2 separate regions of the Homo sapiens genome follow, and region 2 is linked to region 1. A link is a contact called in ENCODE Hi-C or POLR2A ChIA-PET data. All regions are on one chromosome and are shown on one strand. The core of a region is the stretch at or near the end of the contact, and the rest is flanking DNA. Distances in the headings are between cores, read along the strand shown.

What was found. A loop is a pair of places that touch in the nucleus more often than their neighbours do. ChIA-PET counts read pairs that join two places held with the same protein, here RNA polymerase II (POLR2A). Pooled maps may share reads with other maps.
Region 2: a loop to region 1 is called in a pooled map, with 2.8 times the contacts of the local background. The contact joins two enhancer-like sites. A Hi-C loop is called at or near these places in 3 of 168 maps with a recorded cell type or tissue (PC-3, esophagus muscularis mucosa and naive thymus-derived CD4-positive, alpha-beta T cell) and 9 of 50 pooled maps. POLR2A ChIA-PET finds 5 or more read pairs at or near these places in 1 of 52 experiments (T-cell).

What each region holds. Positions count from the first base shown.
Region 1 is chr6:105,357,909-105,361,917 of GRCh38, reverse strand. All of the region lies in intron 6 of PREP (prolyl endopeptidase), which reads left to right. Among named protein-coding and RNA genes, the nearest start is that of PREP, 43 kb to the left of the region's middle. RefSeq lists an enhancer at 1,735-1,924. Within about 2 kb of position 1,762, at least 5 of the 41 ENCODE cell types and tissues checked have a DNase peak (open chromatin) inside an H3K27ac peak, as active enhancers do; they include PC-3, where a contact is called at or near this core.
Region 2 is chr6:105,426,925-105,430,933 of GRCh38, reverse strand. No RefSeq gene overlaps it. Among named protein-coding and RNA genes, the nearest start is that of PREP, 26 kb to the right of the region's middle. Within about 2 kb of position 2,238, at least 6 of the 41 ENCODE cell types and tissues checked have a DNase peak (open chromatin) inside an H3K27ac peak, as active enhancers do; they include PC-3, where a contact is called at or near this core.

The DNA.
Region 1 (4,009 bases), core at 513-3,012:
TTAATGCATACTCACATGTGCTTATGGCTCCCCTGTATGTCTGTTACTGGCATTGCCCCTTATTTTTATTACAAATCCATAAATGAGTTTCATATATGAAAAGTCATCATTGTAGGTGGTTAGTTTTAAAAGTTTTCCTAAGTGTTAGAAAAATAATATTAAAGGGATGTTGCCATGATTCACAACTATTATGAAAGGAATTCAAAAGATTTATATAAAATAAATTTGATAAAGTCTCCTGCTCTGAGAATAGCATGATTAACTCTCAAAGCTATTAAAATCCATTTTCACTCCTTTTGTTCATTTCCAGGACAATTTCAAGTGTCACTGCTTTTTAGAATGCTTTTTTTACGTGCAACTAATTCTTTTATTATAACATATAAAAGAAAATACCTTCCTCAGTTTGAAAGTGCATGTAGATTCAAATAATGAAAAAACTTTCTTTGCCTTTTTTTGGTTAGGTTCTAAGAGAAAAAAATTATACTAAAGAAATTTCATGGCCATGAAAATTTCCTTATTAATACACCACCACACGACTGGAGTGTAGTTGCTGTAGCATAAAATAGCTTTTGAGTTTTTCTTTGAAAATATGTTTGATGTAAGTCCACATATCCTGTATATATATAAATATTAGGTTTTGTGTTCTGTTGTTTTTAAGGACAAATTACTTCATACATAGTTAAATTATTGAGAGTTTAAAACATGAAATGCTTTTCTGTTAATTGTCTCTTAATATGAAGAAAGGCTTGTTTACTTTGGTCATTTGGAAAGCTCAGGTATTCTTTGCATTATATGGTATTGAGACTGAAAATAGCCAGATTCAGTTTAATATTAATAATATAGGTTTATTGTTTAAAATATATACCCATTTTCCAGAGAATTCCATATTGAGATGTTAGTATCTATTTCATACTTACCCTGAAGACTCATACATGTATGGTATGTATATGTGTGTATATATATGTGTGTGTACATATGTATGTGTGTGTGTAAAGCCTTCAAATGACCCAGTGGTAGAGCCGATGACCTTGTGAAGTGGAATTGTTTGATCAAGACTCTGGTCTGAGTGAATCACATCACACCTAGGTGAGGCATTAACTGAAGACATTTTGTAAAAACATTTATTTGGGACTAGATTCCCTTAAAAAGACTCCAGTTGCTACTTGTCCCTCTAAATTCTGTGATTTTTATAGGAGTTATTTTCCTGAATATGCTAAGTTGTCCGAATTACACGTTTATCAGACAAGTACATGTGAACCTAATAGAGTTAAGTATAAAATATGTATTTTATACATATACTCTAACAATTTGAACTATGTCTAGTGAGAGTTTTCTTGGACTTCCTTAGTGTAGCCTAGAACCACAGTATACACAGTAGAATTGTTAATGGATTAATGTGGCTTCTTTAATGAAACTATAAAATACAATACCCCCATACCTTATGTCCTACCTTTTGATAAATGTAAGTTAGAATGATAGCTGTTACTGGGTTTCGTCTTCAAAAGTAGAAGCCAAGACTTAAAAAGGTTTCCTCAGGCTAGCATAAAATATGCCAGGGTAAGAAATCACCAAGATGGAAGGGGAACACTTCTTTCCCCATTTTTCTGACCTCCCTGCCAAGGAATTTCATTGAATCTTGGTTTCTCAATGACTAGAAATGAGAGAGGTTGGGAGTTCACAGATTAGCTGACTCACAGCACAAAGCCACATTCTTAAGTGTGTACTTATTCAGCACTAAAGTTGAGATCTCGGTTCTCCATCTGTTGACTCTTGTTCTGTTTCTAGTTGATTCAGACCTGAGGCGGAGAGAAGTGAACTGTTTGTTGGGCCTGGCGAGGACACTGAGTGGAAGAACAGTGGCCGTGGGCTGTGTTGTACACACTGCATATTTACAGGATATTAGCGATGCCTTACATGCTGTCACAGATCAGTTTCCCTGGGAAGCAGACTCTGAGATAGAAATTTGTGTGCTAGAAGTTTGATGGGAGAGCTTTCAAAATCTCTGCCTGTGTGACGAACGATCGCAGCAGAGGGAGAACTTCAGCTGTGATGCAATCATCACAGAGGTGTCAGACAATCCTACAGGAACCCTCAAGCTAGGTGAGCCCTTCAGCATTGTCCTAACAGGAGGGAGAGGGGTCCAGGCCTTTATAAACCTACATTAACCAGTTGTCATATGTGGATGAACCCAAAAGAATGCATGACCTTGGGAGAGGTGCCATCTTCAACTTGAGGATGAGACCTGGAGAGATTCTCGTCTGAGAGCTGTCTGCTCCCAACACCCATCAGCTGGGAGATGAGGGCTTCAGCCCTAGAGGGCAGCCCAGCACAGCACCCACTACACATGCTGATGTCTGTCAGTGAGATATACACTTGAGAATGAATGTACGTACTTGAATATATGTTAAACATAGCTCTCTGTACCAGATAACATAAACCAGTGTAGCCTTTGAGTTTTAAGCATGGACAATTTCAAGAAACTAGGGGAATTCTACTTCTTTAATCATCATTTAGGAGTCATCACTTCCCAAAAGCCTTCTCAGAACTCATTTTTCCGTCCAGCTCACCACCCTGTAGATGCCCCTCTCTGGCACTCACATCATACATTGTACTTCTTGCTATTAATGTTCTACAACATGGCCTTTTCTGTGTGTGTCTGTATCCTTTAGTGTATCTGTCTCTCCCACCTGAGCATGAGTTCTTGAAGGTTCTAGCCTATTGATCTGTGTGTGCCTGAGCCTGATTCAGCAGCCAGCACTTGGTAGACTCTTGATAAATCTTGGGGGAATACACACCCCAGCTGTGGCTGCCCTGAATAGTGGACTGCAGTGGTTGATGGCACGTGTTAAATTGTGTCTTTGTTATGGGAGGTGAGAATTTGGCTGGGGACAGGAAGTTGACCGAAATTTTCCTATTAAGATCAGCCACTTCTGGTGATAGTAGCTTTGTCCAACCTCATCCACCTGGGCACAGGAATACACTTTTATGAAAAGGCTTTTGCCCTTGAGCCTGTGGTAGTTGACTCTTTTGGAGAACTGGGCTGGACCACCCAGAAGATCCATTTTACAATGACGAATGGCATAACCAAGTACCCTTAACCAAAGCAAGCTGAGTGACTTCCCCCTTTCATTGACGACCTTGATTCCACTCTGGTGGAAAGAGAAGTTAAATTCGAGGAAACTTTGCCAAGAAAGAGTAGCCAAGGCAAGGGGGAAGAGTGAATTACTCCCTGAAGCCTGGAGGTGAGTGCTCCTCCCACCTTCAGGAGACATGTCTTTCTGCCAGCCACCAGAGAAGAAGCATGGGGGTGTGGCTTTTGGCTGTTTTTTTAATAACCTCCCAGGTTTTGTCTGCTTATAGAAAATGAAAGGCTTAGTACCAGTGAATGACCAAATGTTATTTAGCCCATCTGTAGAATACCACACTCTCTCTACATCTAGATTTTTTCCTCTTTCCAAATATATTTATCAATACAGATGTTAGTACTTTCTTCTCTTTTAATATTTTCTAATTATATTTAATCAGTACTCTAAATATAATTCAACAGGTGACTTTGCAGAAGTAGACTGTCAGAGTAACCTACATATTAAAAATTGACAGTAATAAAAATGGTAAAGAGTTTTAACCTTGATGTTTATTGTTATGATTAGGAATGCAAGTAATGGATTTAATATCAGCAATGTAAATGTTTCATTTATAGTAATTCTTTTAATTTTGTTTTTGTTAATGTTTTATTTACATAAATGGTAGATTTTTATGAAGTTAAGTCATTTTTACTTAAGGAAAATTTGTTTAAAATAATATAGATTTAAAATAGAAGGAAGCCATGAAAGCACAAATTTAGGAATTTGTAAATTTAGGAATTATTTCATAATTGGTCAGGCTAATATTATTAGTTTTTGCAAAAGAAAAAATCAGTGCTTGCAAATCAGATTAATTGCTTCTGGAGAGCACAATTATTCTAGCTGGGATATCATTATCACTTAGAGAAAAAAAAAAAAAAACAGTA
Region 2 (4,009 bases), core at 989-3,488, 69 kb before region 1:
GGCCCACAAGTCTGACCCAAGAGGACACAGAAGAGCCTGCGCAGAGGTTAATGTGTTTCAGAGTGGCTGAGGGCTCATGATTGAGTCTGAATGAGAAACAGCTGGAACAAGAGTCAATAAAAACTAAAAGAGTGCTTCACACTTCTTGAGGATACTGTGGGTGCTGGCTTCCTAAGTGAAAGAAGATAGCTCCTCTGAGGCCTCAGTGGATTTCACAGGCACCATCATCACTCTGGGAAGGGCATAAGTTCCTTCAACAGCAGCATCAAAGGGTGGCTTACTGGGGACTGTTACCTTGGAGAGTCAGGGCAGGGACAGAGCACGCATGGCACCTGGCTGACCACATTTATTAGTACATAGTAAGCATCCTTGTGACTCCTGGGATTAGTTCAGATGGAAGACTCTGAAATGGGCTTAGACTTCTCTCAATTGCTGATGGTGACATAGCTGGACAAATGCTGTTTTGTTTCTATTACTCTGAACACCAGATCTGTGCCACAGAATTGGTGCTTATCAATTTGCACATTACAAAATATAATGCTGAAAATTTGTAGATTTAAAAAAAAAAAAAACTGGTAATCATGATTAGCTAATCTAAAGGAAAGTTCTTTGACCTTAAAAAAAAAAAAATCTCTCTAAGCCTTGGTTTCCCTATATATAGAATGAGTAAATTATTAACCTACCCTTCCAACCTCCCTGAAATGTCTGAGAGAATGTTTTAAAACTGTGATACTTACTCATATGGACGGGAGTGTTTGTTAATTTAACCTATCCTTTGCTGAAATGTCTGAGAGAATGCTTTAAAACTGTGATACTTACTCATATGGACGGGAGTGTTTGTTAATTTAACCTATCCTTTGCTGAAATGTCTGAGAGAATGCTTTAAAACTGTGATACTTACTCATATGGACGGGAGTGTTTGTTAATTTAACCTATCCTTTGCTACTTATTGATATGCAGTTAATTGTGAACATGTGTCTTCCTTTGGCCAAAAAAACATGAGCAGAGGTGACACACCACTTCCAGATAGAAGCTTTCCAAGTCAGTATGTATTTCACCACGTTCTCTTCACTCTAACAGGATGCTTACGGAACACATTAGGATGGAGCCTCTGTGGATCTGGATCTGGTCCCTGAGTGACTCCACATGTGCTGAGCCACACTGGACCTGGAGCACGAAGGAGAAACACACTTTTGCTGATTTAAGCCACTGAGATTCTGGGATCATTACCTCAACATTACCTGGACTATCCTGATTGGTCCTAGGGCCTTGCCACATCTGGGATACAAATGTAAAATTTAAAGAAATAATCCCAGTCAAATCGAGGTGAATGAAAGAGGGCTTCTTAGAATAAATGTTTTAGTGAAATCCTTAAAAAAAAAAGACTAAGAATAAGAGATGGCATTACTAATGGAAGAACTACTATTTCATATGGCTAGCTTAATTTGAAATATGGCTAAGAATCAGGTGGTCAATAATAACAACACGATGTTTTTAGACAATATTAAAATGCAAATTTCTCATATACTATAATGCTTGAAATGGCTTTAGAGGAAATCAAGTCCTTACCTGTATTTCTATGAGGCTTATATATTACATGAAGACAGAAATAAAAAGCCCTAACACTCAGAATTCCTTTTTATTTATTTTTTATTTGTTTATTTTCCTTTTCTTCCTATTTTGCTTATCATGACAGTGAAGATCTCTATAAATCATGAGCGTAGACATATGAGTTTTAAATGTCTGGATTTGGACAAAAAGGAAACAAACCCAAGGGACATACACAAATAAATACAAATTCATCAACAAATTCCCCATCCCTCCTCACCTCCGCTCAATGTCGGTTTTAAACTCTTGGTGAGGAGTGGTATCTCCAACTCTTGATTCTAGCACTTTCATCCTCTCTTTAACAGCATTATAAAAATGACCCAGAAGACACTGCTGAGTGAAAGCGTACCTTAGCAGAGTGACACAAGTGAAAGAAAAAAAACATCCAAACAATGAGGCCTTTGATGGAGAGCCCTGAGATTTCCTAATAGCAAATAGGACTAATCGGTGGTTATGAAAGTGGTAGCCTCAACTCCCATTAGAAAGAAACAACATGCAGGCCTCTTTCTGTAACTCCCAGAGAGAAACCCTGGGGAGAGTGGTTCACCGGGCTCTCCAACCCAGACAGGTCAAACTTCTTTGCCCTTCCTGAGTGCAGTATGAAGAAAGCATCAACACAAAGGAAATATTTTTGTTGGCAGTCAGATCAGAGCATGCTGACATCCCTGTTTTTAACAATTCCCTGGTCAGCCTGGGTGTGGTTACTCTTTTGAAAGTTTAGTCTTGAGGAAATAGGTCAAGGGAGCCAGTGTTGTTGTGTTCTCCTGAGCGTGACTGAATCCTTGCATTCATTACGTGTGTGTTGCTTTGGAATGAGTGTCTTGCTGAGTGCCACCTACCAACCAGCATTTCTGGCTTCCCCAACTGACCAGCAAGGTCGGACTCTCTCCTTAAAACAGGCTGAGCTGGGCAAGCAAACAGCCTGTTGTGCTGAGAGTCAGAGGAGATTGATCAAACATGAATCTTAGTTGAGGAATGACAAGTAGCTAGGGTTGAGATAAATAATCCAAGAGGCCCTGTATGTATTTGCATAAGGGAAATGGAATTGAAAGAAGACCAGGACTACGAGATAAGCAGAGGCAACTAGAGAAAGGGCTCTTAGAAGGAGTGAGCAATGGTTCTGATTCATAGCCCACCAGCTCTTCCCTCCAGCACTGTGGCAGACACTATTCCCCAAAATCCATTTTCTCTTCTTCCTGAGCACAAAACTGGGCTCCATTTTCCAGGGTACTTTGCAATATGGTGTAACCATGTGACCGGTTTCTGACTAATGGAATGTGACAGAAGCAGTACGTGCTACTTTCAGACCTGGCCCATAAAAGCCACTTACTTACAATCCCGTTTCTCTTTCTAGTTTCCTGGGGTGGTGATGCTAGAAACAATGGGTTAAAGATAGCACAGCTGCAGTCAGCCGGGGTCTCTGCAAAAAGCAGAGCCCACCTTCTCCTCTTCCCATTTCTAGCTGCTGACTTGAAACCACTCAGTCCTATGAAGTGAGAAAGAAATAAACTTTCTGTTCTCTAAGTCATTGAATTTGTAGATCTTTGTTGCAGCAGCAAGGCCTACCCTGCTTATAATTTGTATCATGCCTGTGACATTATCTGACTCACACACTATAGGAGCCATTTACTATAAAGCCAGTGCATATCTCTCCTAGTTCCCTATCATCAATGAATATAGGAGACTTGCATGATTTGACCAATTTTCCTCTCCAGCTTCATCTCTCCTGACTCCTACATTGCTCTGTAGGCTCTGATATGGTTTGGCTGTGTCCCCTCCCAAATCTCATCTTGAATTGTAGTTCCCATAATCCCTATGTGTGGTGGGAGGGACCCAGAGGGAGATAATTAAATCATGGGGGCGCATACCCCCATGCTGCTGTTCTTGTGATAGTGTGTGAGTTCTCACAAGATCTGATGGTTTTATATGGGTTTTTTCCCCTTTTGCTCTGCACTTCTTCCTGCCACCATGAGAAGAAGAATGTGTTTGCTTCCCCTTCTGTCATGATTGTAAGTTTCCTGAGGCCTCCCCAGCCATACTGAACTGTGAGTCAATTAAACCTCTTCCCTATATAAATTACCCAGTTTTTGGGTATGTCTTTATTAGCACCGTGAGAACAGACTAATGCAGGCTCCATCCATACCAAACTCTCACACTCCTTCACATACATCCCTTGTACACAGCCCTCAGCATTTCCATAGGGTGCTCCCTTAAACTCTGCACCTAGCTGCTCACCCCCGCTACTTCTGATCTGTACCTCGTTACTTCTTACTCATTTCTCAAATTCAATTTAGACATTACTACCTTGGGTCACCCTTCTCTATCCCTCCAAGACGAAGTTAGATGACATCTGTGCTCCCACAGCATCCTGTCCTATAGATCCAACTGCACTAGATTAGAG